5 separate regions of the Mus musculus genome follow, and all the other regions are linked to region 2. Evidence: chromatin loops called from intact Hi-C (ENCODE). Cell type or tissue: gastrocnemius. All regions are shown on one strand. Each heading gives the region's core, and the rest is flanking DNA. Links, peaks and the distances in the headings are about the cores only.

Region 1 (6,188 bases), core at 434-5,433, 150 kb after region 2:
GCCAGAACATCCTCCCCAGAGCCTGCAGTACTGGAAAAGAACTTTGTGCTCCTGCTCTACTTTTGTCTCTCCTCCATGGGAACCCTGCTTGAAGGCAATGATTACCTGACAGTGACAGAAGAGACGCCTAGACTGACACCTGGCTGGGACAATCAGCTTGACCAGCTCGCCCTCCTCACCAAACGTCACCTTAGTCTCTGCCAGAAGACCTTTCCAAAGGTCCCACCTAATAGCCGGATATTGCCCCGCTCCCGAACCCCTCCCTCTGCACTCTGTTTCCTTCCTTTCTCTGAAACTCCTATAATAAAACCCTCCTTTCTGAAACTTGCCCTCTGTGGTTCATGAATTTCATTCCTCAAATTCTTGAGACAAGAATCTGAAATCCACTGACTCAGTGAAAGTTTTATGTGACTGTGTGTGTGTGCGCGCGTTCGGCACCCTAACGTCTGAGCCAAGCCCACGCAAGAGTCCCAGGAAGGACTCTGCTGCCCTCAAAGAAACCCCGGTATTCCCACAGCAATTGTCTAGATTAGCACAGACAATGTAGTCTGTTTATTTTTGTCCCTAAAGACAAAACAAACAAACAAACAAAACCCACTTAATTGTAGAGAGAATAAAAGATTATTGCCTTTGCGGTCCTTGCCAGGAACATTAAACCAAGCTACTTTTTAATAACTGGCAGAGAACAAAGGAGCAGTCTGTAAAGATCTGAAACTGGGCATTTCTTCAACAAAAGACAAAGTTCTCTTTAGGAGAAAAAAAACCCAAATAAACAAAAAAACCCAAACAAACAGAAAAATGGAATAGATTTACCCCTGTCCCGTTCCCAAGATTTCTCAAGAAGAAGTTTGCCTACTAATGTTTAATAACTGACTCTCTGGGAAAAAATTGTATTTGTTACATATGTTTACTTTATATATAAAGTGCACACTACGAAATTTAAAAATGGGTTCAGAGCAATGGTTGATTATATACTTGCCATACAACCCTGAAGACTTGAGTTTGGATCACTGTACCCATGAAAAAGCCAGGTGCGGTAGGTAGTGTGGGCCTGTAGTCTAGCTCTAAGGAGGTAGAGATAGGGAGAACCTCTGAGGCTCAGTTCTAGCTGGTCAACTACTACTACCAAATCAGTGATGCCAATGTCTATACAGAGACCCCGTCTCAAATGAACAAAGTGGGCAGTTACAGAGAATGACACTTGATGTTGACCTCTGGCCTCCACATGTAAGTGACTACCTGTGATGGTGCACCTCCTGACACAGGAACTTGTACACCACACATGCACACAAAACTAAATAAAAACACACTACACCCATCTTTGTACACTCCACGTTACAGTCAGTTATCACGAGAAGTGTTTGGTTTCTGCTGAGCCTTTGGCTCTACAGATAACTTACAGCAACGGTGGACGGTGTGAGCTTCTGTCACGAATGTTGCTTCACATGTGTCTGGGAACAAGTTGCTGACAATGATGGGATAACAAAGACATACATAACTCGATATTACTCGATATAGACAATACAAGTGTGGTGTTTAGTTTTTGTTACCCTACTTTAAGCTCCTGGCAGAGCACATTACCAGCCCCACTGAGGTTCCCCAGATCCGAAGATGAAACACACACACACACACACACACACACTCACTCACACATTAGCTTATTTTTCAATACACTTTATTGGCTCAATTGCTGGCACTTCTAATACGCTGCAGCTAGTGTGCCCTCCCTAATACTCTTAGCTCAGCACCCTAAGTCTGCCCTCAACTTTAGCTGCTCAGTTACCTTTTCCTTGTTCAGCAACCCAAAACAGCCCTTCACTTAGTTGCGTTTCTCACCTCCCACCTGGGGAAGCAAGCAGCCTAGGACCACTCCATCGGAGATCTCCCATGGCTGGTCGCCTTTTTTCCCTCTGAAGCATGGCTAAATCTCCCCTTTCCTGCTTCCCTTAACCTCCTGCAGGGACCTGGAAGTCCCACCTATTTCCTCCCTCCTAGCAGTTGGCTTCTGGCATCTCTATTGATCATCAGAACCACGGGCTACACACAAGTCAGTCACTTCACTGAGTCATAAATGTGGTCTAAAGAGTATAAGAATGTTCTCTTATTTATCTGTTCTATTAACAATGTAATGGCTGCACACGCACTTTCAGGTTAACTTTAGTTCATGAACATTCCATCAATTTTTGCAGATGTAGACAGTCATCACTTCAATCAGGACCTCAATTACAGTGAGTAGCCGGCTCCTTTCTTTTATGTAAATGCCCTTATCAAGACTCATCTCAAGCTATCAGCATGATGTTCCTGAACTCAGCTGGGGGCCAAGGGGGGGGGGCATAGGAGCAGTAGCAGACTACCATATCATATTTCTCTCATATAAGTAAAGGTGCAAATATCTTTGAAGGCCTAAGAAATAACAAACTTCAAATGACTAGAAAACATGTCTTTCTTTTCTGTATTAGTTATTTTCTCTGTTGCTGTAATAAAATACCATGACCAAGGCAACTAATAAAATAGAGTGTTTAATTGATTCTGTGTTTCCAGAGGGCTAGAGTCCTTAATGGCAGAGCAAAGGCCTGGTTGCAGGAAGAGCTGAGAGCTCACATCCCCAAACATCACAGATAATATCTGCATGCTCAGTGAGAAATCACCCCCATATGCTTATAAATGAAGGGAAGGCTCTTTAACCATGCTAGCCCTGCTCTTGGCTAATGGCCAAGGACTATCTGGCCTCAAACAGAAGAATCGACTACAGAAGACTGCGTACACCCTGTGCTTATACATTCCACAAACACTGTCATCCCTAAATCTCTTTCAGGTCCCAGCCCCAGATTACACTTCAAACAATTTTAACAGAGACGGGAGACAAGAAGTCTGGCCACTTAAACAAAAAAGAGATTCACACAACAAAGATATTAAAATGTTGCCAGAATTATTTTTAAGTACAGCATTACCATCCTTTTTTTGAGTAGCTGTTCTTCAGGACCATTTTGTACACAAGGCAGCATTATGTTTTTTTCTGATAAGAGCAGAGTGGCCTTAATGGTGGACCAGGACTTGATGGTGGTTGTGGCCTGCAATAATGCTCCTCTTGAGCTGCCCCCTTTGTTATAGGAATAGGGCCTAATGGTTGATTTACATCTTAAAATCCTAAATTTCCCTTTTCTCTAACAGGCCTGATTAGCATATTATTTTGCTTTGGGACATTTTAGAGGCAGTGCTCCTTAAGATAAATTTCATTTCTGTAGATTAATGTCTCCTAATCAAATCTATTAATAAATTCATTACAACATTAGTTTAATTACTTTGAGTTTCTTCTACATCAAAACCCACAGAAGGCAAAGAACATAATGGAACTGACTTGAGGCTTTGAAACCTGTAAGCCCACCCTGAGTGACACACCTCTTCTAACAAGGCCACACCTCCTAATCTTTCCCAGATAGTTCCACAAACTTTTGACCAAGTGTGCAAGCAGGGTCCATGCTTACTCAAGCCACGATAGTTACTTTTAATTTACTTAGTCACAAATTGGTATCTTTCACTTTTTAGTAATAGCTGTGTTTAACACAGATCTTACGACATTCCTGGAAATTTAATGACTGGTTCTTAGGAACCAGTACAAACTAGCTCCTGCATATCACTGGCTGTAAATACAGGGAGTTTATTTGCTGACTTAGAGAGGAATACTTGGAAGATCCACATCCCCAGGCCTGGATATGACAGACATGAAGTCCAAACCACATTGAGATTGTCTGCTTGGAAAGATGATAGTAGAAAGCAGCTTCCCAGGAAACAATAAGTATAGCTTAGGTAGCATAATCATCAAAAAACTCTGCAAGAACTCCTTAGCTAGAATCTTGATTTTAATAACCAGTTAGAATGCCTACTGAAAGTGATATTTAACTTGAATTTTAATGGAAACATCAAAAGTCAATGTCCAGAACTTCTAACCCTGGACTCTGTAATAAGAGCTCTGAGTGACTGAGAACAGAGGAAATGAGTTGTAAAATAGCTGGACTGTGTTTTATTCAGGTACTTCATTCTCACTGAGGAATTGATGACAATGCTTTATTCCACGTGACTGAATGACCTTCCCAGCTCCAACTCCCTCTATGCTACCATGACTCCAATCTACTATGTCCTGAGATGTCTGCTGATGGCTCACAGTCTTGGAGACAAAGTGAGGCTTTTAAAAAAAGTATTTATTTTCATCATCATCATTAGTATTATTATTTAGAAATATTTCCAGTTCTCCTTTACTGACAACACAACTGAGATATTTATGTTGTTTGTTTCAGTTATCTTAGGATTGATGGATAATGGTTAGCAAGAGTGTGGTCCTCATTACTATTTTTTTAATTGTAATATGTGTGTGAGGGGAGGAGGGAGGGAGGAGAGGGAGAGGGAGAAAGAGAGGGAGAGGGGGAGGGGAGGAGAGTGAGAGGAAGAGGGGGAGGGGGGAGGTACATTGTGCATGTGTGTTCAGGTGTGCTTGCCTACAAAAGGATATGTGAAGGCCAGGGGTTGGCATTGGGTATCTTTCTAAATTGCTTTTCACCTTCCTTTTGAGATAGTCTCAAAGAACTTGGAACTCGCCATTTTGGCTGGGCAGGAGCCCTGGGGTCAACCTGTCTCTATGCTCTGTCTACCCTCAGCACTGTAATTCCAAGTATACAACAACAACCTAGATTTTTACATGGATTGTAGGGGATCTGAACTGAGCTACTCATGCTTAGGCAGCAAGCTCTTTACCCTTTGAAGTGTCTCTCCTAACTAGGTCCTTTCTTGTCCACAAATCCACAGTCATCTCTGCATCCTGGAGCTTTTGTGTCTGAGGTCTGGACTATGCAAGTAAGTAGCTTTCTCTATATTGCATTCTCTGGGTCATTGCTTAGGCTTAGAGATGATAATTGGGCCAAAGTGGAACCTCTGTTAGATCTCCACCCCAAGATTATCTTTTCTTCTTTCCCTGTACCAGGAGTCCAGACAGAGATGGCAAGTAGCCAGGTTGCAATCACAGAATCTGCTTGCTATACCTTGAGGATAAGAAGACACAACACTGAGATGCCAAGGTTTCTACTCGCAAATGTTCACAATGTGTGGGAAGACACCTGTCTTCATTACTTTGCTGTCTTTTTTTTGTTGTTGTTGCTGTGACCAAATACCCTGACAAAAGTCACCCCAGGGCTCAAAGGTTGTACTCCTTCATGCTAGTGAAGTCAAGAAGCAGGAGCTTGAGACAGATGCTTGCATTTTATCCAGGATCAGGCAGAGTGCACTGAAAACACTTTTTGAGTTGGTCAAGATTCTAACCTAGGGAATGGTGCCGCTCATAGTGGGCAGGTCTTCTCACCTCAGTTAACTCAATCAAGATATCTCCACACAGGCCCACAAGCAAGCCCAGAGACCCAGCTCCTAGGTGATTATAGACATCACCTAGTGGCTATACAACTCAAGAAATGATAACTCCTTCCACAGCAGTCATGAGCAGGCACTAGAGGCTCAGGCAGAGGTGGGGTCTCATGGGTACCCAGGACTGTTATTTTTATATTCATCACTTCTCAGGGAAAATGGTGGCCTAGAGAGGTTAACTCACCCAAAGGTATAAACCTAGGAAAAAGTTGGGGTGTTATCTCACTCAGGTCATCTGACACCAGGGTCCAGGAACTTACATACCTCTTAGTCATTCAGGATAATCTCTCCAACATCAAGAACTAAATAAGAAGTAAAGGATACCACATTGTGTTTGATGATGTACTAGGTATACGACACTAGTTACAGCATTTGTAATTATGATGTCTTCTCCCATTTTCTCATTCTAACTGGGTGGGGATAAGTGAGTTTGGATTTATACCCTGCTTTGAAAGTCTGGATGCAAGATGATGATCGTTAAAAATTGTGACAGTGTGCTTCCTAAAAACTTGACAGTTTTTTGCCCTTATATAAATGGGATGAACCTCAGGTTGGATTTGATGAAACTATCACTTGTGGGAAGCAACGGTCACTTGAGATCTGGCAATTTAAAAAAAAAAAAAAAATTCTCCAAAGTGACTGAGAAGATGCTTAAGATGATGAGCTATCCGAGAGGGAATTATGAGGGCTTTCACAGCAACACTTCAGAGAGCCCAGAGCCCCTTTGTTCTGTATTCATCTCAGCAGCTGATGGGAGAAAGGCTGCATTTCCTAAATTA
Region 2 (6,188 bases), core at 520-5,519:
AAGCCATAAGCAGTCATGAGCCACTTAAAAATAGATAGGCTCTGAAAAATGCATCATTAGGTGACCTTCATACGAACATCGTACTATATTAACCCACACTGTGATAGGCTAAATGAGGAAGACAGCCAGGCTACATGGTGTAGACAACTCTTCTAGGCTGCAGACCTGTCTGATTGTTACTGCACTGAATTGTGTAGGCAACTATAACATGGCATATTTGTGTATCTGATGTATTTTAACACAGAAAACATGTGGTAAAAATATGATGCAAAGCACACCTGTGTCCAGCACTTATTGTGAATGAGTGACAGAGCTGCAAGCTGCCCTGAGGAGTCAAGGAGAAAGATGAACGAGTGTGGACACACAGCAGACTTTCGATGCTTAGTGTATGCTAAGTTCACAAAGTTTTCTTCCCATTAATAACATTAAATTATTGGAACTTTTTGTGTTAGGAGTGGTGGGGAGTAAGACAAGGTCTTGCTATATAGCCCAGGCTGGTCACACTTATACCTCCTTAGCTCTGGAAATATCCTATGATGAAGAAAAGCAGTGGACTGGCAAGAGAGCTCAGTGGGTAAAGCCACTTGCCACATAAGCTTAGTAACTTCAACGTTAAAGGTTGAAGGAGAGAACTGTCTGCATGAGGTTGTCCCCCAACTTCCACAGGTCCACTGTGGCACGCACGTGTGCTGGTGCACACAACACACATCATGCCTGTGCAAGCAGGATTTTTAAAAATAAAGAGTAGGCAATAGGTAAGGAGGAAGTTGCACACAGTGAGAGCAGGTGAGCCTGCTCCAGTTCCGAGTGTCCAGAGCAGAGAGAGTCAAGTCGAGGGATGAGGACTGAGCCCAGCAGAGCAGGACCCATAGTGCTGTCCTTAGCAATGAGCAGGCTAGCTTTCCTGAGTGGGAAGGGGAATCCTTGGAAGGTTTGGGACATTTGACATGACATCATCTGTCTCATGTGGCTATTGCATCACTGTCACTGGAGTATGGAAAACTTCACACAGCAACTGAGGCAACTGAGGAGGCTCAGGGAGCTGGTGGAGGCCGGCGGTGGTGACGCCTTCCTTATAGGCATCTGTAGAGCTGGTAGGAAGTAGATGGATTTCAGGAAGATCTTGCCAGCCAAGATGATACTGGCTGATATATCAGAGTTGTGTGTCTGTGTGTGTGTGTATGTGTGTGTGTGTGAGAGAGAGAGAGAGAGAGAGAGAGAGGGAGAGAGAGGTTGCAAATCTCAGTACCTGCACAGCTAGAAGATGAGGCTATTGGTTGGAATGAGTAAGGAGGAGGTAGCAATGGAAGGTTGCTGTTGGATTCAGTGGAGTACATCCAAATACCTAGTAGTTGGGAGGCTGAGATAGGAGGATTACAAGTTTGAACCCAGCCTGAGTCCTTGTCTCCAAATAAATAACAGGTAGCTGACAACTCAACCAGGCCTGGGAGCCATCCTCAGCACTGACATCAACTAGCCATTAAGAATATTAATAAACAAATGTAATACACATGGTTTGGTGAATCCACACCCACAGGCTGACTAAATAAATGACCACAACCTCACACTGACCTGCGATCTTATCTAAAAATAGTAGGCACGGTTCTCTGTTCCAGTGACATAGGTCGGCTATGATGGCGATGGTCTGTTGACTGTGTGAGTTAGGGAGAGATGTGGGCTGCAGGTGGAATCTCTTATGTGTGAGAAACTACTACACAAGTGTACTGGCTAGTTTGGTGTGTCAACTTGACCCAAGCTGGAGTTATCACAGAGAAAGGAGCCTCCCTTGAGGAAATTCCTCCATGAGATCCAGCTGTAAGGTATTTTCTCAGTTAGTGATCGAGGGGGGAGGGACCAGCCCATTGTGGGTGGTGCCATCCCTGGTCTGGTGGTCCTGGGTTCTGTAAGAAAGCAAGCTGAGCAAGTCAGTAAGCAACACCCTCCATGGCCTCTGCATCAGCTCCTGCCTCCAAGTTCCTAAGATACTAGTTCCTGTCCTGACTTCCTTTGGTGACGAACAGCAATGAGGAAATATAAGCTGAATAAACCCTTTCCTCCCCAATTTGCTTCTTGGTCGTGATGTTTTGTGCAGGAATAGAAACCCTGACTAAGAACAGCAGGGATCTCTATGTAGGTGAGAAGCTGTGCATTGTAGTATTTCTCTCAAAGATTGAAAAGGATAAACAGGGGGGAGGGAGAGGTAAAGAGAACACTAAGGTTCAGTTTCTGCTGTTTTTCTAGCAATCACCAAAGTCTTGAATATTTCACAGTTTAACTCCATCAATATGCTCTCTGCACAATTGCCCCCCCCCCGTTTGCCTAAAGAAACATCTTTTAATGAGAAGCATTATGATTTCCTTTTCCCAGTTTCAGATTTAAAATTACGTCATTACTGTCAAGGATTCCAAAGATGAATGAGACGTCTCTAGCCTGGAGAGGAATGTATCTAAATGAGGACATGAATGACTTTTGAATTTCATAAAGAGAATGTATATTGCACTCAGCAATTTGCATTGCAGATATAATTAGGCCAAAGACCATCCCTGTCTATTGCTGTAGAAAGGCTGGTGAAAACTTTTCAAAGGAAGTTTTTCTTTCCCTAAACAATTCACAGGGTGCTGTTGCTTCATCTTTGGTGGCAGTTTTGTGGCTAGAGGATATGCAAGGCTTGAGCTAAGCCATCCATCTCGCTGCACTTCCACCTGAAGAATGGGGACGGGGTGGACAAGTGTATCTTACTATACCCATATTTATTTAGGTAAGGGGTTTTCTTTTGTTTTTGTTTTTTAATGAAATTTTCTTTCTATCTAAATTCACAATTTCCATCCTATTAGAAATGGGTTATGTCTTCCTAATGTTTTATGCAAAACAGACATTAACATAACCACTAGGTGGCAGTGAACTGGCAGAAAAATGCAGATCTGGTGAGATGTTGTCAAAAGAATGGATGAGAGAAGTGGAGTCTTCCTGGGTGCACTATACCTGTCTCCTCCTTGGCCTTGAAGGATCATGGAAGCCATTGCTCACCTTCCAGGCCAGGGTTCTATGGGGATGCTGAAGGCCGCATGAGCAGAAAGCAGCAGGCAAGCCTCTGAGGAAGCCACCTTGTGTTATAGAATCCCACAAGCCTGACGGTTGTATTTCTAATTAGTTCCCGGATCTCGGGGAACTTTCTGTGCCAGACCTCAGTTTCCCTGCCTTCTCTGCCAAAGCATCAGAAGCTTGCCCTCCTCTATAGGGCACAGTGGCCAGGGAATGGTTCTCTGAGGAGCCTCTTGTAGGTAGAAGGGACTTAATAGTGACTTGTATAGAATTTTCCTGAGTTTTCAGGATTTTTTTCAAACTTTTTAATGATAAAGCATGAGTTATTTATTTGTGCTCAAGGATGGGCTCATAGTAAAATAAAATAAGCAAACTACGCAAAAAAAAAAATCTGATCAAGTATTTCCTCCCATTGAATAAGAATGGTCCTTGATGTTCAAAGTTTGGGGAAGATTATAATTTCGGATGTGACCCCCCCCCCATGGGTCCCAACTGTCAGTTGGTTGGTTCTCCATGGTCCTATGCTGTGCTTGTTAGTATGAACGCACAAGTGAAGAAATGCTGGGAGGAGGTAGCTGTTTGCTCCGATTTCCTTTCATGCAGTGGCTTTCACTGTCTGATTTTGCTTTCAGAGCTCACACCTGGCAAAAGAGCTTCACAAAAAAAGCAGGAGAAAAGCTAAGTGATTTCTGCACTCAAGCACGGGAGCTCTCGGTATGGAAAGAGGCTTCTGTGTGAGCGGATACCGGGAGCTCAGAATTGGAAGATGATGTTTAAAAATTTTCCTTCCTGGTGAACATTATCTTCAAAGCACGAAGGCCCCATGCATGGCCTTCGTTCCAGGAAAGATAATTACCGACGTGACACTGAAGAGCAGTGAGGGGGAGGCTGTCCTGATGATGTCATGTTCAAGTTTCTCCTCCTTGGCAGCGCGCTTCCTATCATTTCCCTGTGACTATGCAGCTTCTCCTAGACTGCCAATCCTCAGGGTCAGAAGCCACACTTTCTCCTGTTTTGTTTTGTTTTCTTCTTTCACTGTAATCTCCAGGAAGCTTATAGCTAAGTGTACAATACTCTCTTTGAAGATATTAGATAAACGTGGAGCTTTTAGCTTTATGTTGGAAAATTCTGGCATACCAGTTAAGATATTTTCAGAGTGAGACACATCTGGGAGCTACGTGGACTCTTTCAGCAAACACTTCATTACGTGTGACTCAGAGAAGGAAACCGAGCCTAAGCATTTGAAGGGGCTGGAGGCAGAGCTCATACAGTGAGTGAGGCTGAGGATAATTGGGAGGCGGGTTTCTCCTGTGCTTTTGCACATGCAGGTTAATAAACAGCCATCTATATGTAGTGGGTTAAGTTAAAAGCAATTCCAGCTGGGTTGTTTTCATCAAAAGTCATAGCATAAGGGCTCCTTGCCCTCAGTGCCATGGGAAAACATTAATAAGAAATCAGTCCTATGGGTAGGCAGCTAATGAGAGCAGATGAATTCAGTCAGTCAGTGAATGTCAGCCAATCAGATGTCAGTCAAGTGATGGAACCACAAAGAGACCAGGGGGTTCCCTTAGTGAAGTCCCAATGACTCCCCTGAGCCTGGGAATAAGCCTAGCTCCTCAGCAAGACAATCCTGGCTTTAGGCTGTCTCTTCTCCCTTTGCTCCTTTGGCTGAGAGTCACATCTAAGTCAGCTGGGCGCCTCTGCCCTTGGACTTCCTGCCTCTCCACAGTTCACGTCCCAGTAAAAGTTACTCATCCCCAGAATCCAAGAGGCAGGGCTACTACTCTCTGAAGGCATCTCCATTGTCACAGCACACCTTCTGGAAAAGCATTTTGATAATTGTATTTTGTATGTGCTCCTTCAAGAACTCTGAGGGGTTTGAGGGAAGGGAGACTTCTAAGTTGATCCTACTTCCTGGTCATGGAAAGAGTGAAGACATTTTGTCCACCTGGGAGGAGTCAAAGTCTAGCTGACTATAAGAAAGTCTATGGTGAGCAATTTAAAAAGAGAAGTAGCAGGGACTTCACTTTGTCACCTGGCCTGTCCCGACCTGGAGTCCTACCCCTGTTGGAGTCCCACAGATGGGATGGAGAACCGGCCTAAGCTTGCATGCTAGTAACTGTATATCAAGTATCTGGTGCGATGATTTCCATAGTTTGACACCCACCCCCACCCACCCCCAGCAAGTATGAAGGCCTACTGCCATTTCATCTGAGATGTCACTGTTGTTCATGGTGTCACTTAATGGGTTTCCAAGTAACTATGTGTATAAAAGTAAGTTATTTTTTCTTGTAACTGGTAAATCAATACCCTGCCCCACCCCCACCCCCCAAGGCATTATTTGATCCTATGGAAGCATGATTAAGGGAGGGTTGGTTTGCTAACCCTCAGGGATCTGGGGAGGTCTATTTTGAGGTTTTTGCTTTGTAAGCTTCAAGGAATCCTAAGGGTCATTTAGGAGGAGGTCTGCAGGCTGAGGAAGGAATCAATAAATTCCTTGTATCTTCAGAAATGCAATAGCTTCCTCTGACTCTAAGAATCCATTTGAGCCAGGGGTTCATTTGTAAGTTCTTTTGTGTTTTTTCCCATCAATTTCAAAGGAAACTGTATGAATAAATGTTTTTCAATGTCTGACTGCAAAAATATAACCCAAGCTGTCACATCTGTTATCCATGTGAGTGACTAGGTTAATTTTCCAGCATGCGTTTGGCCACAGTGGAGATTATGTATCAGCCAGGCATGTGTTACTTGGTTTAAGTCCAGCTTCATAATTTGTCACAATTTTTGGCATATTCAACTCTCCAGTTACTTGGATAGAATTTTTCTAAATGACTTTTTCTAAAGCTCAGCCAACAGACTCACGGCTAACACAAACAACAGTTCCATTGTCTTTGTTGGATGAATTCTGTTCGCCATGTGGTCTATCCCTTTGAAAATCTCTCAACTGAAAAGCGATAGTGTTTTCCTATGGCAGAGTTATCTTTTAGTTGACTGTTGCTGCTCTTTTCCTCCAGGGTGCTTTGCTTAACATGTGTTTGTTATGATATACAGTTTTTTGTTATGGAAAATTCTGGGTCTGATGACTAGTAGACAAGGTAAAGCGGTGTGCTCATCTGGCTTTGATCTTCACCAGCTCATAAGCAAGA
Region 3 (6,188 bases), core at 501-5,500, 250 kb after region 2:
TCAGGCTTCTGTGAGTTGTTCAGTAGAGTTCAAAGTCTGTGGATACCACCATTGTGTAGGTTGCTGGTTGGCTGAGAGGGAAGGGCTCTGAGATCTGTCCTTATTCCTGTAGGTACACCTTATAGTCCCAGAAAAGAGTCATCTTTAATGACTCCTGGAATTCAGCGCCCTCTGCTGGTCTCCATAGGCACCTGCACACACACACACACACACACACACACACACACACACAAACACACACACACACACACACAAACACACACACACACACACACACACACACACACACACAAACACACACACACACACACACACACACACACACACACACACACACAGAGAGCAAAGATGCTGTGTGAGCAAGCAAGGGTCCTGGTAGGCCTTCCTATTACCATCCCGGTAGATATTCTGATAAGCAAAACATGGGCATTTTTTTTCTTTAAAGAGAGTGTTAGGATTTGCTAAACACATGAAACTCAAGAAGAATGAAGACTGAAGTGTGGACACTATGCCCCTCCTTAGAATTGGGAACAAAACACCCATGGAAGGAGTTACAGAGACAAAGTTTGGAGCTGAGATGAAAGGATGGACCATGTAGAGACTGCCATATCCAGGGATCCACCCCATAATCAGCATCCAAACGCTGACACCATTGCATACCCTAGCAAGATTTTATTGAAAGGACCCAGATGTAGCTATCTCTTGTGAGACTATGCCGGGGCCTAGCAAACACAGAAGTGGATGCTCACAGTCAGCTAATGGATGGATCACAGGGCTCCCAATGGAGGAGCTAGAGAAAGAACCCAAGGAGCTAAAGGGATCTGCAACCCTATAGGTGGAACAACATTATGAACTAACCAGTACCCCGGAGCTCTTGACTCTAGCTGCATATGAATCAAAAGATGGCCTAATCGGCCATCACTGGAAAGAGAGGCCCATTGGACACGCAAACTTTGTATGCCCCAGTACAGGGGAACGCCAGGGCCAAAAAGGGGGAGTGGGTGGGTAGGGGAGTGGGGGTGGGTGGGTATGGGGGACTTTTGGTATAGCATTGGAAATGTAAATGAGCTAAATACCTAATAAAAAATGGAAAAAAAAAAGAGAGTGTTAGGAAAATGAAAGCAGAAATGGCAAACCCTATGATATTTCTACATCATTCATCAAAGTCAAGCTATTAAATGGCAGCCATTTTTTAATATAATTGAAAATAGATGCAGTGAAATGTGAAATCTAACTCCTTCCATCATTAATCTCTTAAAACGCGTGTGAAGCCCAATGGATTGGTCATGCAGAGTCCATTCGGACATCATTGGTCCTAGTCAAGAATGCTCGTCGGAAGCAAAGAGTGCCAGTGACGCTTGGGAGAATGAGTGGACAGGGAGCCGTAAAGGAAGGAAGCCTCCTGGGATGGGCTACCTCTCTCTGAAAGAGAAAGGTTTCAGTGGAGATGGCAGGAAAGAAATAGCTCCGTCCTCCGGGGTATGACCTACCGATTTGGGATTTATGGTTTCCTGTCTGCTGTCAGGAGTTAGAGACTGAGCCACTGAGACTAACTGTCCCGGCATGTGACAAGATCGGGGATCCTGGTGACAAGTGCCCCCTCAGTGTGCTTGGTGTCAGCTAGCATGAAATTACTTACGCCACTGCCTTCTGAGGGAACTCGTAGTACCTTGATTTATCAAGTCCACATAGGCCACAGGTGCAGGGTGTGCTGGCCTGCGGCTCTCGTCGCCTAGCCCCAAGGGTTATTAGGAGGAGCCTAATGTGAAAGACTCACTTGGTTTGCTGTAGAAACGTGTGAGGGTCATCAGTGCTCGCTGATATTTTGGAGATGGTGGAAGGGGGACAGATTCCAAACGCCCTCGAGTGCACAGCTGTCGTTAACAGTAGAGTTCACATCTTCAGTCTTTGCAGGGAATAGCACAAATTGGTTCCTTTATGGCAGATATACAGACTTGGTTTTCACGTGTCTTGTGTTATCTATGTTTCATGTACATCTTACATGTCTGGGGTATGAGGGCTGCTACTTTGACACAGTGTTAGATTTCTTTCATAACGTCAGAGCCAAAAGCTTGTTTTCCTTTAATAAAAATCTTCTTTTTATATGCCCCAGTACAGGGGAACGCCAGGGCCAAAAAGGGGGAGTAGGTGGGTAGGGGAGTGGGGGTGGGTGGGTATGGGGGACTTTTGGTATAGCATTGGAAATGTAAATGAGCTAAATACCTAATAAAAAATGGAAAAAAATCTTCTTCATTTAAAAACAATTTCATTATTTAAAAACCTGTATTTAAAAATTGTACTTTTCGTTGGTGACCCCGTGTTGGTGACTGTTCTGTTGCTGTGATCCTGCGCTCTCATGAACGCAGCTTGGGTGAGGAAGGCTCGATTTTTGGCTCACAACTCCAGAGCAGTTCCATGCGTTGCACAGTGTGAAGGCACGGGTGTAGAGTCCGGGGTCAACTCAGTTCATCTGAACAGAGGTAGAAAGAGAGAACTGGAAGCTGGGAGAGGCTATCAAACTCAAAGCCTGCCTGCGGGGGACTCCTTCTCACGCAGGACCCCATCTTCCACAACCTTATCACACAGCGCCACCATCTGGGGAGCAGGGGTTCCAACCCCTGAGCCTACGTGGAGCACTGCTCAGTTAAACACCACGGTTTTTTAGTATACAGTTCCTGGTTTCTCCTTGATTAAGTATTTCGATGAAGGAAATAACTATCTTCACTTATGGTAAAAGTGTTACTTTATCTTGTAAGGCGCTTTTTTCCCCCAGAAACATGTTAAGGTAAGAAATGGGGTCATCTCTGATGTGCAAGATGTGGAACTGTTAATTCTTTTGTAAAATGACGGATGATTGTAAATCACAGGCGGCTCAGGAAGACAGGCCGTCCGGGAGACAGCAGAACTTGCCATTAGCAGACCACTGTGTGAAAACAGAGCTCTGCAGCCTTGAACTTGCTTCTAACCCTCCGACGGCTTCTTTTTTTCTTATCTGTAAAAAGTGCGGGCTTCTGTGAAAACTCTGCGGTTTCCTTTTCTCTCTTGAGTTCTAGGATCACGGTTTCCTCAGAAACCCTGATTGGGGAGTGCTCCAGCTTCAGGCCGGGCATGTGTTGGGGGTCAGCCATGTCTCAGTTAGCCAAAGAAAATAAATGGAACACAGATGGCTATTACCACAGGGAATAATCCAGAAATAAAGCCATCATGGAGTGAGTCCGTGTATGGAAAAAGTATGCTATGGAGGACGGTTGGTCAGGAAGGGCTGGTCTGTTCCCATCCCGAAGCCCCCCTCACTGGTGCTCGGGTTAAACGTGCTCTTATAGTTTGAAACTCTAGTTTGAAACTGAGCTGGTGTGCGTTTCCGGGAGGAGAAGACCATTCATCCCCACGCAGGGAAAGTCTGTCTAGATGGACCAGAGAGTTTAGTTACCACCTCTGTACAAGAACGTCCATGTGAAAGGCAGGCAAAGGCCCTGGTGAGCTCGCTTGTGATGAGGTCCTGTCAGCCATGGGGTTTCCGGAGCTGAACAAAGGTGGGGGCGGGTAACAGACACACAGAAAGAGAAAAACAAGGGTACATCTTTTTCACAACTCACTGAACATCGATGGTGGCGATAATGGTTGTAAATACAGACTACACCTTTATTGAAAGTGACCGCATGTCATTGGATACATCACAACACCACAGAGACAGACAGAGAGCTTGGAAATTGAGGCGAATCCTTGACTGCTGCCAGAACGACTTCAAACGTCATCAGGGCTAGCTGCACCGGGCCCCACAATACCACACAATAAAAATGTACGCCACGGTGTGCTTCAGACCCATACAGAAACTATGTAACTTATATTTGAAGTACAAACGGAAAGATGGTTTAGCAGTCAACAGTGCATACTGACAGTCTAGAGCAGTGGTTCTCGGCCTTCCTAATGCCGGAACCCTGTAATACAACTCCTCATGTTGTATGACCCCCCCCCCCACCATAAAATTATCTCATTGGCATTTCATAGCTGTCATTTTGCTACTGTTATGAATCATCATGTAAATATCTGATATGCAGCCCCTAAGAAAGGGTCATTTAATCCCCAAAGGGATCATGACCCAAAGGCTGATAACAACCTGTTTAGACGGACCAAGCTTAGTTTTGAGCACCCAAGTGAGGCTACTCTCAACCACTACCATCTCTACAGGATCAGTACAGTCTTTTGGCTTTTACTCTGCACACATGTGCTAGATGTTTTACACACACACACACACACACACACACACACACACACACACACACCTTTAAAAATTATAAGAAATAAACCTTTGCAATAAAAGGCCACCCTTTAAAAAGTAGTCTAGATTACAAAGTGCAGTGTAATTCCAAAAGCAAAAAACCACCATAGATGACCAAGACTCAGATACTACTGAAAGCGGGGGAATAAATTAAAGGCTGAGAGAATTCCTTTGTGTGCGTGTGTGTGTGTGTGTGTGTGTGTGTGTGCCTATATTCTGATTTTTAGATTCTTTCCCAACTATCTTAATTGGATAAAACACGTAGCCTTGGAGCCAATGAACTACGTCCCCGAAATGATTTTCTACACATAGCTTTAGTTTATCTTAGGGGATAATGTGGTTAGAGTTACCTGTGAGGTGGACTGAGCTTCACCCAAATTGACGTACAAATCGAGCTTAGAAATTGCATATTAGTGTGAACACAGGCAGAAATCAAAGGTTCCCACTTGATGGTTTACTTTGCCTGAATCTCATTCCTGTTCCTGGTTTAGATGAATTAACTGAACAGGGAGGGGAACCATTTGCCCTCTGTGACAATGTCCTTTGCTTTGATGGGTAGCTCATAGAAATGGCCGCCTGCCCGCCCACCTGCCTGCCTGCCTCCCTCACTCCCTCCCTTCCATCCTTCCTTCCTTCTTTCTTTTGTCTTTCTTCTTTTTAGTGTCAACTTTCTCCTTTCCTCCCTTCTTGTATTCAAAGCTGTCTAAAATCTCAAAGCACATCTAATTATTGAAGTTCAGAGAAATTAAAGCAGAAGTAATTTGTTGTTTGTACCACGCGCAGTACCGGCGGAGTTTACTATTTACTCCGTATTCCCTCGGCTTCTTTGTAGTTAGTGGCAGCCAATCCCTGCCCCCTCACACACACTTTTAGCCACAATAAGAGTGTTTTAAGAAACACATTGTAGTTGGCAGACACTCTGTGCTAAGGAGAGCCTTTGTGCTTTCTCTCAGAGGGGTGGGCGTATAGACTCACGTGATGGGACTGTTTTTGACTTTCCACGTATCACACGAGAAAATCAATATTTTTTTCTTACAAATCCCGTTTCTTTTGATGACGTTGCCCAACTGTGGGCTAAAATGAGAATCCTGACCCTGTTTGAGGTAAGCTGGGCTCTTCAAGGATGCTTATTGAAGAGAAATGTACTCCACTGAGAGCCGAGGAACGTATTTGTACATTGTATGTTGTGTAGTCTATTCTGTATTTGGACGTATGCCATTCAGCTTACCAAGAAGTTTGGGCAAACCCACTGCAGATTGCAAGTGGTGTTAAGCTGAAAGTGTATTGAATATACCTGACTTTTCTGCCCCTGTATTTGTCTATATTGCAGAATATTGCTTCTTTTCCTTATGGTCGCAGCACTGGTCCAGACTTGCACGAGGATTAGATTAGGCAAAGACCAATTCTAAAGCACTGTTTCTATTGACTGTACCCCACTGTGTTTTGTTGTTATAGTTTTTTTTGGGGGGGGGGATGTTGCTATTTTGAGACATGATCTCATGTGATCCTACAAAGCTGACGATGAAGCCTCTGTTTTCCAACCTCTGGGACTTCAGGCATATACCACCATGCCTAGCCAACTGACTGTGTCCTGTGTTTGTACCATAGTAAAATCAAAATATCATTAAATGAAACCAGCAGAAGTTGGGGGCTATTTGCATAAATGTATAGATACATGTATGATCTATCTACATGGCCTCCCAAGGAAGGCCAGAGGGCAGGTGACGTGTCTTTGAGGCTGTGCCCAGGGTCTGTCCTAGACACCAGTGTTTTCCTATAACAGCCCTGCTGGGAATGGTGTCCCAGGAAACTTCTTCAGAAATCCATATTGTGCTGCTTCTCTGTCATCCAAAGACCCTTCAACAGACCATGGCTGCTCTGAGATCTCCCTTTCCTTAGGAAGGGGAAG
Region 4 (6,188 bases), core at 351-5,350, 160 kb after region 2:
AGGCCCCCAAATGGATTTCATGGTGTCTATATTACTAAACTTGTTTAGGCTGAAAATTATTCACTGAGAAAACACTTGTACAGACCAATTTTTGTCTTTAGTGGAAAGCAGGACTATTCCAGTGCGGCCACATCAGCAGTTTCACTTAAGGGATTCTGCCCCACAAAGATTCTCCGGCAGGCCGATGTCTTGATGGAAGGATCATGCAGCACAGGTGATAAGGACAGCTTAGCAAGAGAGGGACTGTCTCTAAAGTTGTACCCATAGTAAAGGAAGAAGTATGTCGTGATTCAGGAACACTTAGCCATCACCACCCCTAGGTCTGTCTACCAAGTAGTGGTTACTAGACTCCAGAGAGCAGCATACAGCTACCATCAAGGTCACAGCTTCAGAGAGAAGAAACACCCCCTCCCTGTAGCAAATCAGACCGAGGATTGGTGCACACAACCTTTCTCCCCATCTCTCTAGATTTCCTGCTGGTTTCTCTCTTGTGTTACAGATGACCCGATCCAGCCCTTAGAGACTATAAGTCACATCAGGTCGGACAATCTGAAGGGTTAATGGAAGGAGCTTGAGTAACACATTGTGCCACACAACATGTGCAGTCTGGCATCTTTTTGCAACCTGAAAACTCAAGGATGCTGACAAAAGCTGTACTTTGTAGCTCACACACAAAAAATGGAAGTACACAGAGAACTTGTTTTTGTTGCTCGATTCAGTGCTATGAAGCAATATGAGTCACTTGGAAAAATCCCTTGGCTAGCTTGAAAGCTAAGAACCACTACCCTGAAGAGTACTATCTACTTTACCAATCCACTTGTATTCCAGCCATTCATTTCATTCATTCATTCATCCATTCATTCATTCATCACCAAGCCTTCTGACCTAGGTAGGGTTACTATTACTGGAATGAAACACCATGAGCAAAAGCAACTTGGGGAGGAAAGGGTTAATTTCCCTCCCAGTTCCAGTTCACAGTTCTTCATCAAAAGCAGTGAGGGCAGGAACTCAAGCAGGGCAGGAACCTGGAGGCAGGAGCTGAGGCAGAGGCCATGGAGGGGTGCTGCTCTCTAGCTTGCTCACCACGGCTTCTTCAGCATGCCTTCTTTAGAACCTAGGGCCACCTTCCCAGTGCCAGCACCACTCACAATGGGCTACCCCCACTCCCCCAGTCCCTAGTTAAGAAAACACTCTACAGGCTTGCCTACAGCCTGATTCTTATGGAGGCATTTTCTTAATTGAGGCTCCTTCCCCGCAGATGACCTCAGCTTGTGTCAAGTTGATAAACACTATCCAGCACACCTTCCTCTCTGGAGTGTGTGCTATGTGAAACAGGAGGGGCTCTGGGATATGAGAGAGAGAGAGAGAGAGAGAGAGAGAGAGAGAGAGAGAGAGAGAGAGAGAGAGACCAGTTCTTCCAGCAGCTTCCAGTTGAGTAGAAAGCACCAACTTGCTGGAAAATGGTAATTTGATCATGAGTTAGTGGTGGGTTTTCCCCTCAGGCTTTCTACTCCTTGGTGTTTCATTCTGAGAAGTTTCCTGGTTCCATCTGGCCTTTGGGGGAGGGGGGAGGTAAAAAAAAAAAAGACCACGACCTATTAGGAGTCACTCAAGTGGATGCCAGACCAGAGCAAAGAAACACACAAGGCATGGTCTGGAGAGTCTACCTTCATCACAGAGCAGAATGAAATTATTCCTGTAACAAAGCAAGAGCCATTTCTGGAAAGTGGCCGGGGAGTAAGAGGTGGGGGAGGGGGCTTTGATTGATGATCTCTAAGCGGTTTCACAGGGAGAGAATTTTGAAAGCAGTTCCAACCAGAAACACAATCAGGAGAAAGACTATATTGCACTTTTGGGTATGTTATATACAGTGTGTGTGTGTGTGTGTGTGTGTGTGTGTGTGTGTGCATGTGTGTTTATAATCTTCTCCCTTAAAAAGCCCCCTGAAAATAGCATTCATGGAGCCCGTGGCAATAAGGAGTACTTTTCAGACAGTCTGGAAACAGTATCTGTCAGGGACCACAACTGAGTGGAGGAAAGGGATGTTAGGAATGAGGTAAGAGTCTGGCGTTGCAGTCTTGAGGGTATGGGAAGGAAGCTCAGGCTTGCACGTGCAGAGGGAATGGCTTGGGCAGAAGGGAAATCGAATTCGCTGTCACTTAGACTAGCAAACGTCAGTGCCATTCAGCTCTTCAATTTCCGATTCAGATGAGAGTGTTACATTTAAATGAGAGTGTCACATTTTTCTCCCTTTCTTCCCCAGAGCACCCATTCCAGACCTAGCCTTTCTCCCCTTGCCTAAGGCATGGTTTCTGTCTCACTTCTGACTGCCAGGCAGGAAATGTTCCTAGCCATGGGATAAGCCTCCCGTCTGAAGGGGCCGAGGAGGAGGTTGAGAAGAGGAAAGGAGAAACAAAGGAAGAAAAACACAAACTTTACTAGAGCTGCTGGCTGGAGCCGCAAGCTCCAGGCAGGTTTCCAGTTTCCTAGAAGCAGGGATCCGTGGGCGTGGCCCTCAGTGTTTGTTAATCGGCCCGGTGTACTCTGTGGGCGTGCCCTCGGTGTATTAAGCTAATCTGTCTGTTGTACTCTGTGGGCGTGGCTCTTAGTTATGCTAATCGGTGCGCCTTGTTTTGTGGGCGTGGCCCGCGTTGTATGCTAATCTGCCGCTGTACTCTGTGGGCGTGGCCCTTGGGCGGGCGGGGCCGTCCTAGTCGCAGAGCCTTGGGGCGCCGGACGCTCGGGGCCGCTGACCCGCTCCCGGAGCTAGTCCACGTTGGTCTCGGTCTTTGTTCTGGGTTAGCGCGGGGACATGCGCCGCTGAGGATGGAGGTGGAGGACTCGGGCGGCGTGGTGCTGACCGCCTACCACTCGCACGCGCGCTCGCAACCGCAGGGCGCTGAGCCACGCTGCGCGTCCCGGGCCAGCCATCCGCTCAGCAGGTACGGAGCGGCACCGCGGGCCGCGCGCGCGCGCGCCGGGCGGGGCGGGGAGGGGGCAGCGCTTAGGCAAGTTTTTATGGAGTTGATAACTGAGACTGCTCTTTGTATGATCCTGATTGGAGATGAGAAACAGCCTGGGCAAAAAGTCTGTGTGTGGCTGGCTGAGGCTAGCGGGGTACTTGTAGTCTTGACGCAACTTTATCAAGAGTTAGATAAACATACCATTTCTGTGGAAGACTCTCACCATGTACTGGAGAAATTTTAAAATATTACCAAGAACCCAAACACAAGTCGGTTGAAAAGAAAAAAAGTTCTCGCAGACACTCAGATTAACTATTTGAAGCTAAAGTTTTTCTCAAAAGGAAACCTTCACTGACATAACAATTTCACTTCTACTGTAAATACCCTCAATTGTTTAAATACAGTGATGTCATTATTTGATGAGTGCCGGTGCCGATTGTATGCAACCAACGCAATTCCTGTTTATTTCTTTGGGTGACCATGTGCATTTAGTAAGCCAGGGATCTGGAGAACATTGCTCTGGCATGCCCATCTGTTCCGCCAAAGACGGATGGTCAAAAATATTCCAAATGTGAGATGGTTTGCTGTCTGGCGTGTTTAGGGGAAGTTCCTTTGCTATTCTCTACGACTATATCAGTGGACGTTTTTACTTATTTATTTTGAAGCCTACGCTAATGCGTGTTTTGATATCATCTCCTAATGGCATCTTACATCACTGTTATTTTCAATTACTTGCTTTTCCTCACACTCTTAACTTTATGTGATTATAATTACTGCTGTTTCCCAATTTAATTGATTTGTGACTATGTCACATAATATGCTTTGGACGGTATCCATGAGATGAACCAATCGCACTGGCTTAGGAATTATACTGGTCTTCGCTAACAAAGAAATTATTGTTTCTTCCAGAGAGAGCAGGTTGAGTCAAATCTCATTTTAAAACAGACAGTGAGAGATGTACCAGTTTTCTCCGGCAGTCGGAGTCACGCACATCATTTTGACTCAGCTTGAAGATACAAACTCTTCTTTGTATTGAGTGTGTAATTCTTTTAGAAGAAAGTACCATCTTGACTAAATAGATGGGATTGGATGCAAGGCAGGGGCCAGTTTTCTACATTCTTAAGTGGCTTGGGTGTAGCTTAAACCCTAGCAGCTGTCCCTGTGGGCATCAGCCAGATAGCTGAAAGCAAATTGGAGGGAGATTTTGTTTTTTATTAGCTCAGCATGTGGTCTTGTAGAATGGTAATGTGTGAGAGTGGGAGAGCTGACTGATATCATAGTCAGTTCTTTACCATAAACCAGTTGGGTCTAAGTTTATAATGTTGCCGATTGCCTTGTACTCCAGAGGACCCTCAGTTACTCCCTCCTCTGAGGCGGGGGATGGGAGTGTGCAGCCCTCCTTCCAGCCCCCCCCAGCAGAATTATGGGAGGATAGCTTAACTCCCTGGCCCTCAGTAGAAGCACTGAAAATAGAGGTTCCCGTGTTTACTAGGAGCTAGAGGATACTACATCATCCATCATGTGCCTGATAACAGAAATTATCAGGCCCAGTTATTAACCTTTGACTTACTAGCTACTGATCAATTCTTTCCTTCAAGCCAAGAAGCAAGAAGGTATTGTTCTGCTTTGGAAGAATGCACCCCTCTCATTCAGGAACATGCGTTCTTTAAACTTGCGAATGGATTTGGAGCCTACTGGTGGCACAGTGAGCAGTCTGGCTCTGGGAAAGTGGGCTCTGACTTCCCAAAGAGATCATTCATTAGCACTTGCTAAAGCTAAACCTTCCTCCTTCCTCCTCAGGCCCCTAGTGTACCTAGTTGTTTTGAGTTTGGGGTCTTATTTTTTTCTCCACCAAAACATATCTCCCACCATTATATCCAAACACCAGAGAAGTATCTGGTATAATGTAATAACCAAATAAATATTTCTTGAGGAAATTAGTGGGTTCCTACTAAAGATTTATAAGCTTGCCGAGATAAAATGGCAGGATTTTTAAGAGCCAGATTCAGCCTGCCTGCACAGACTGTGTGTTAGTAACCCATCAAGCCCTGAGAAACACAAAGATAAATGAGATGTTCTTCCTGCCATGAAAGTGTGGGCAGACCAATAGAATTGTCAGTAAAAGGATGAAACAATAGAACCTTTGGAAGGAATGAAGTGACACAATTTCTAGTATAAGAAAGTTCAGGTATAACCGGATTTCCAATTTCCAGTTAAGAATGGGGGGCACAGCAACTGGGGTCCATACTGCTGCCTGCCAACACTATGGGAAGCTGAGGGAGAGTAAAGGCTGCTCACTGTGCTGGCCTTGGGAGCCTCTGTTTGCCACGCTCTTTCTGCTGCTTCTCCGTAGTGAAGTCCGCCGTTCGATTAAATCTCTTTAGGGCCCGTCATTTGTTTATTTAATTTTGTTAAAGTAAATAACCAGCAAACTATGCCTATCAGGCCAGGCTTGGGGAAAGATTGTCAGACCTTGACTGTCTGTCGCCTGCATTAATGACCACCCTGTTTCAAGCAGGTGACTTGAGCTGCCTGGAGCACCGACCAACTGGAAAGAGATGGTGCAAATGCGGGTGATGTCCTTGGTGTGAAGTGGGTGTTCTTGGTTCTTGGTTTCTTATGAGAGAAGGGGGGGGGCTCCACTTAATGGGATCCATTTAAATATCTGAGTTTTACAGCTCCCATGTCAGACTTTGAAAGAGTTCAGGGAATCGCTTGTTCTTACCTTTTTGGATGGATGGATGGATGGATGGATGGATTGATTAATTACAGCTACATATGGCATATCATAAGTGAAACTACCTCCAATCTCAGTAGTACCTGCACTTTAGTGAGAATTCTGGGTACCTAAAAGACCCTGCATTCAGGTTGGCGAGCAATATGTCTTCTCCAGATTTCAATAACAAAAAATTATCAATATTTAATGTAGGTAAGCAGTTTGTGGTATTTAATGTATGGGCTATCCTTTGTTTCCTTCTAAGAGGGTCAGGACACAGAGAGCAAGCAATGTGCTGGTGAATAAAACAAGTTCCTGTTTCTTGGCCTTTGTCTGGGGGTGTTCGGGGCACTTGAAATAACACTGGCTTTCCCTTTGAATCCTTCTGTGTTTCCTTCAGAATTCTTGGTTGTTTTCTGTGATCACTGCCATCAGGGCTCCTTGACTCTATGACTGGGTATAGCCTGGGTCGACTTGATGACTGATTCTCATGCCCACTTTCTCCTGTC
Region 5 (6,188 bases), core at 646-5,645, 300 kb after region 2:
TGCACTCTGCAGTGAAGTCAGAGTTACTTTATTGGGGCATTTCTCATTCCACATGTGAAAGAGCGGAGAGGCATGTGTTCATGGTCTGACTTAGGAGCAGAAGGGAGGGTAGCAGCAAGGTTATGATGAACGGAAAATGTCAGTTCTGTCAAATTTGAGCAAAGACTTTATCATGTGGGGGCTGTGCTATCCCACCAAAACCACAGAAGTAGAGCTACAGACTCAGTAAAGAGGTTTTATAGCTGTGCAGAATTGGCCAATTGTTTCAAGATTATTACTGTTTTGAGGATACCTCTGGAAATGCTTTTAAAAACTACCTCGCAAATACCATTCCAGCTCAATCATGTGGGAAGGTTAGAGGGTTAGGTTAGCAGGTGTTAACTTGAGCTGTCAAGTCGGAGAAAAAAAAAAAAAAAAAGAATAGTCTGTGTAATGATGGTGGGAAAGAGGCCATGACATTCAGTCTCTCTGAGTACTGACCAACTGCTTTGCTTTGCAGCAGTACCGCGAAGAACTGGATGCCAGGTTCAATGCTGACAAGTTCAAGTGGGACAAGATGTGTCACAGAGAAGCTGCGGTCATGTTGAAAGCATTCTTCAGAGAGCTGCCCACCTCTCTCTTCCCTGTTGAATATATACCCGCCTTCATCTCTCTGATGGAAAGTAGGTGACGAAGTTAGATATGATTAAAATATACGTAGACATACGTCAGCACAGCATAATGTGCCAGGTCGCCCCGTGAAGTGTGGTTCCTCTGTGCTGACTGCTGGTGCCTGCGGACCCTGGGGTGAAAGACCATTTATGATAGTCCTGGGTTCGCATATCTAAATTAGATTGTTGTCCGTAATTTTTTAATTTGCTAAAGAAGAAACCTTTCTATTTTAAGGAGACTATAGTGTTTTTCAGTTCTGGAAGGTCCAGTGGATGCTTTTAAATATTTTAATTTGCCTGTTGGCAGGCTCTGTCTTTTCATTCATTCTACATTACTTTCTTTTACATCGTTTGCATACTTTGAGAGCTGCTTTAAAACCTTGTCTGCTAGTTCCAGCCCCTGGGTCATCTCATGACCTGGGTCGTCTTCGAGGATGGATAAATACTCTTCTTATTTTGTATTTACAGCTAGTTTAGAGTCTATTCGGATGATGTGTTTGGCTGCAGTGTTTAAATAGGTCATACACTTCACAAGACCAAAGATGCTATCAGTCACTGATACAGTGACTCAGCATTTAATTTATGTGTCTGTGTATGTGTGTGGGTGTGTGTCTTAGTTAGGGTTTTACTGCTGTGAACAGACACCATGACCAAGGCAAGTCTTATAAAACACAACATTTAATTGGGGCTGGCTTACAGGTTCAGAGGTTCAGTCCATTATCATCAAGGTGGGAGCATGGCAGTATCCAGGCAGGCATGGTGCAGGCAGAGCTGAGAGTTCTATGTCTTCATCCAAAGGCTGCTAGTGGAAGACTGACTTCCAAGCAACTGGGGTGAGAGTCTTAAGCCCACTCCCACAGTGACACACCTACTCCAACCAGGTCATACCTATTCCAACAAGACCACACCTACAAATGGTGCCACTCCCTGGTCCAAGAACATACAAACCATCACAGTGTGTATGTGTGGGGGTGTGAGTGTGTGGTGTGGGGGTGTATTTGTGAACGTGTGTGAGCATGTATTTGTGTATGTTTTTGTGAGTGTGGGGGTGTTTGAGTGTGTGTGTGAGTGTGTGTGCTGTGAGTGTGTGAGCGTATGAATATGTGAGAGTGTGTGTTTTGTGTATTTATGAGTGTGTGAATATGTGTGTGATGTGTGTGTGTATTTGTGTCTGTGAGTATATGAGTGTGAGTATGTGAGTGTGCATGTATGTGTGAGTGTGTGTGTGTGGTGTATATGAGTGTGTGTGTGTGCTGTGAGAGTGTGTTTTGTGTATTTGTGAGTGTGAAAATATGTGTGTGAATGTGTGTGTATATTTGTATCTGTGTGTGTATGAGTATGTGAGTGAGTATGTAATAATATGTGAGTGTGTGGTGCGAATAAGTGACTATGTGAGTGTGTGTATACGTGTGTGTATGTTGGAACTACCTTCTTCATACTACATGGAACTCAGAGAGCACAGATTATTTACCACTCATGTGCAGAGTCACTGCATCTTTTCAGTCTTGGCCTCCAACTTGCTGGTTCAGTTAAAGGACTAGATGGTTCTCCAGGCAGGAGGAAGGACTTCCATACTAGTGCGCGTTAAATAAATTAGCCACAAACTGTTAGCACGAGACAGCGTATGGCCAAGTTCCATCAGTAAAAGGAAAATGGAATATTTGCCAACTCAGACTTGTAATTGAGACAGGAACATCATAATTCTCTGAAATGGACGGAGCTTCCACACCTGGACACCTAACTGCACGGCTACACAGCGACACACCTGCACACCTGCACGCCTACATTCCCTACATACCCGCACACCTCCATGCCTGCACTTGCACCTGCATCTCTTGTCTCTCGCTCAGGGCTGTTCTAGCATTGATCACATCTGATGATGGGGCTCTCGGCCTGCAGTTCATATGGCAAGAGAAGGTCTCATCTGAGTTTGGTACTGGACAGGTTCTTCCTAGGTCCTGGTATTTACACGTGTTCACGCATTAGCCTTTACCACATGAACTAGGTCTATGGCATGTTCTTTTTAAAAACTTCAACGTGGCTTCCTAAAGTCCAAGTGGGTAACGCTGAGACCGTGTGATCGGAACTGTGAATGTACCTCCCCTGTTCCCACACAGGGGTGTGCACATATGGCCAGCCCCCTCCAACTCCACACACACACACACACACACACACACACACACACACACACACTTGCCCACTGCTGTAGTAGGTTCTTTATTTGAGGTTTCCCTTACTAGGCTGCTCCGTGCTTTTACTAACAACCGATGGTCTCCAGCCAGACTGTAAGGGATCGTAAAGGTGGCCTCCAGCTTGAGAACTCCCCAGCACTCCAGAGGCCAAGCTTCTCCAGAAACTCTTCCCCAGCAGATCATTTGGAAGAGGATACAGAGAGAAAAGCCCTTTAAAGTTTCAGCATGGGTGGCTGTACATTATCCTGGGTGAATGGACTTCCCTGAGTGTGCAGCCAGCCCTCTGGCGCCACCTTGTGTCACTAGGGAGTAGCGTTCCCCACAGTCTCCCAAACTAACCGCTTCCCCCAATGTCTATGTGAGATAGGGAATAAATGCCACTGATCATATAAGCATATAATGTGCACACATGTATGATGCCAACTGTTTCTAGGCACTGGCTTGAACATTGTGTGCGTACTAGCTTGTGTAATCCTCATGCCAGCACTGTGGATACGCAGAAAGGGTGAATGCCTTAGTACTAAGAGCGGGATTCGAACCTGGCTCTAGAACATACGTCCTTAGTGGCCGCGGGCTGCTGTGTCCTTGAGCGCAATGCTTACTTGCTCTCCAATTGAGCCTCGTCCTCTATTCACAGAGTAAGGCAGGGTCCACGGACACACCCTGAAAAGGAAACTGTCCTATAAATCTATGATGATTAAAGGGTCTTTTTGGCTACCTGCCTATAAACAGGCATCCTGGGATGGAAAGGGAGGTGACAGACTGAGGCTCTTGTCCAAATGAACAAATTGACATTGTTGAGCTTGAAAGCCCGGCCCTTCCCACTAAGCTGTCAGAGCCCTCCTGCGCAACCAGATGTTCGCATGATTGCTGTCAGAACGCATCAGGGTGGTTTCAAGCGTGTGATTATTTCTGTCTTCTTGTTAGGAGGACCTGACATCAAAGTGCAGTTTCAAGCCTTGCACCTCATGGTCATGGCCCTGCCTGATGCCAACAGGGACACAGCGCAGGTAAGTGGGGCTTGTCTGGGGGAAGCAGAAGTGTGATGGCTTACAGAGCCAACTGCATGGTGCAGCCCCCCACCGCCTTGCATGCCGCCCCCCCCTCCCCTCCCCGTGATGCTGCAGAGAGGCAGACACAAAGGATGGAGACTCCAGAACTCTTTCTGAACATTAACATTTAGTTCCCTCAGTGTAACTGAGGGATGCTGAGTGACTAACCAGATGCCAGGATTAAGTGTGATGAATAGAAAGAGAAAGAAGAGAGGCTTAATCATACCAGGGTCTGGAGCAAATGAGAGCGGTTAGTATCTTATAAGAACACAGCTCTATCTGGAACTCGCTCCAGCCTGGGGGAATAATTCTAATGAGCTTTGAGGAGGGCAGCTAAGACCATTGGACTGTGTGAGATTTCTAAAATAGTCCCGTTTTAGAACATACACAGAAAATACAATTTAAATAGTTCTAAGTTTTAGGAGTTTAGATATCACTTGCTAGGGTCTAGACATTTCTTCAGAGTGAGAAAAAAAAATAAGCCCAGAGAAGCAACTTCTCTGCTCACCAGCTACAGAGCATCTGATACACTTGTACCCGTGGTTCCTCTTCCCTGCCTTCCCTAACTTCCAGACCTGTTTCTTTGTTGTATGCTTCGAAATTCGAGATTCTCTCTTGTAGTTTTGATGGCGAGTATGCTCTTAGAAAGCTGGTATAGGCAGGGCAGGTACTTGGACCCTCTGAACGGACACTGAAGTGTGATGAGCTGAAAGAGCCCCTAATTTTAAGGCCAGTCAAAAGGATGCAGGAGATGGAGATGTCATGTTGCTTTTTTCTGCATGCTTTTTTTTGGGGGGGGGGGGTTTCCAAGAGTGGAAACATTTGAGTAAGTTAAAAAACATGTGGCGCATGTCCATAGCCCGTAGCCCTAGCCCTGGGAGTCTGAGACAAGAGGATTGTTGGGAGTTCAAGGCCAGTGTGGACCTGGTTATCTAGCATGCCCCCCATGGCATAAAACAGAGCATTACCTTACACCCTCAGTGCAAGGGTGGGGCCAGCAAAACAGTCAAGCATCAGTTTTTAGTATCATTCACTATTTTTTCCAAAAGTTACAGATCTTAATTTGTTTCTGGTACCACCCCAAACAATGTTATTTTATCACAAAACCCCATCTGGTTTCAAATGTCTCCGCCAAGATGGCCACCCTTTCCCATGTGCAAGGACAGAAAAACTGACAATAATTCTGTACACTTCTAGTGTGACATCTCAGAGAAGGCCCGCGGGATGATGCACACTGATTCACACATGCGCGCACGCACACACACGCACATACACACACAGCACCGTTTTTGTCTTTCCATTCTAAAATGTCGGAGCTCGGATTAGAACTGCTGGCTATAAGGAAGGCAGGAATACCACGGTTGGACAGTGTGCTTTCTTACTTCAGATCCTTGGTGCCCCCACTTAACCGACTGATGCTGGACGGTTGCTTCGTTCCATCCATCCCCAGCCCGCTCTCCTTCCTGCCTGTACGATCGTTATAAATATCTGCCTTGTAGAGTTTACACAGATAGTGAGTGAAACAAAATAGTATCAATTACTGAGAATAATGTCTGAATCATAGACTCGCAAGTACGTGGAATCTATTAAAAAGGCATGTTAAACATGTCCTAATCAAAGAGACTATGGTAGGGCCGAGGAGCAAGGGGGATGGATCCGTCAATAAAGTGGTCCTGAGGAAATCCTGAGAGCCTGAGTTCTGATCCCCGGCGACCGAGGGAAAGCTGCTTGTGTCTGTAATCCCACCACCATGGAGGAAGAGACAGGACTGTTCAGCGCCTGGACACACGGCCGAGCTGAATCAGCAAGCCTCAGCTCCCGTGACGCACGCACCCTGTCAAAAAACAAGCCTGCTACAGCTCAGTCCCCAGGTCCCAGGCAGGAGACGACAGGCGCCCGAGAGTTGTTCTCTGCGCTCCACGTGTGTACATGGCACAGGCATGTCTATATACACACATATAGATGCATGTACACACACATGCACACGCACACACACACACACACACACAGAGGAGAATCCAGACTTGAGAAAACAAAAGAGTTCCCTCTGGGCGTTCTAGCCTCTTGGTGAAGTGCCAATGGTTTTCGTAGGGGCCCGGATCGTGGTGATTCAGTGCACTTGGGAAATCACCAAGTTTCTTAATCTTTTTCCTTTAATGCTTACAAAAGCTGCACATACACATCGCTGTCCCAGGTGAAGATTTTTATAATTAAAAAAAGCAGTCCAAAGAACCAGGCATTGTGGTGCATGCATCCAATGCCAGGAAATGCTGAGGAAACTGAGGCAGGGGGAT

What was found. Peaks named below come from ENCODE experiments on the same cell type or tissue, not always from the same donor. Only the 100,000 strongest peaks of a DNase experiment are listed, where the experiment ranks them.
Region 1: it touches region 2 in a loop (2.2-fold over the local background); 10 of 42 quality-filtered maps call a loop at or near these places.
Region 3: it touches region 2 in a loop (12-fold over the local background); 23 of 42 quality-filtered maps call a loop at or near these places.
Region 4: it touches region 2 in a loop (2.0-fold over the local background); 10 of 42 quality-filtered maps call a loop at or near these places.
Region 5: it touches region 2 in a loop (6-fold over the local background); 23 of 42 quality-filtered maps call a loop at or near these places.

The regions. Positions count from the first base shown.
Region 1 is chr17:68,013,821-68,020,008 of GRCm38, reverse strand. No RefSeq gene overlaps it. Among named protein-coding and RNA genes, the nearest start is that of Arhgap28, 13 kb to the right of the region's middle. In gastrocnemius, for the core only: no CTCF peak of the experiment used is centred there; a DNase peak (open chromatin) is centred at 2,704.
Region 2 is chr17:68,163,380-68,169,567 of GRCm38, reverse strand. No RefSeq gene overlaps it. Among named protein-coding and RNA genes, the nearest start is that of Gm36312, 21 kb to the left of the region's middle. In gastrocnemius, for the core only: a CTCF peak has its summit at 2,882 (motif pointing right); DNase peaks (open chromatin) are centred at 3,020 and 3,886; H3K4me3 peaks cover 703 bases; H3K27ac peaks cover 1,223 bases.
Region 3 is chr17:67,909,186-67,915,373 of GRCm38, reverse strand. All of the region lies in intron 1 of Arhgap28 (Rho GTPase activating protein 28), which reads left to right. Among named protein-coding and RNA genes, the nearest start is that of Arhgap28, 92 kb to the left of the region's middle. In gastrocnemius, for the core only: a CTCF peak has its summit at 2,604 (motif pointing left); a DNase peak (open chromatin) is centred at 2,581; H3K4me3 peaks cover 912 bases; H3K27ac peaks cover 386 bases.
Region 4 is chr17:68,000,649-68,006,836 of GRCm38, reverse strand. Arhgap28 (Rho GTPase activating protein 28) reads left to right here and starts at 2,729. Exons shown (of 18, transcript NM_172964.4): 1 at 2,729-2,942. The coding sequence starts at 2,827. In gastrocnemius, for the core only: no CTCF peak of the experiment used is centred there; a DNase peak (open chromatin) is centred at 2,671; H3K4me3 peaks cover 2,136 bases; H3K27ac peaks cover 1,333 bases.
Region 5 is chr17:67,858,937-67,865,124 of GRCm38, reverse strand. Arhgap28 (Rho GTPase activating protein 28) reads left to right here. Exons shown (of 18, transcript NM_172964.4): 11 at 500-662; 12 at 3,770-3,852. Among named protein-coding and RNA genes, the nearest start is that of Arhgap28, 140 kb to the left of the region's middle. In gastrocnemius, for the core only: a CTCF peak has its summit at 3,137 (motif pointing left); DNase peaks (open chromatin) are centred at 3,131 and 3,697.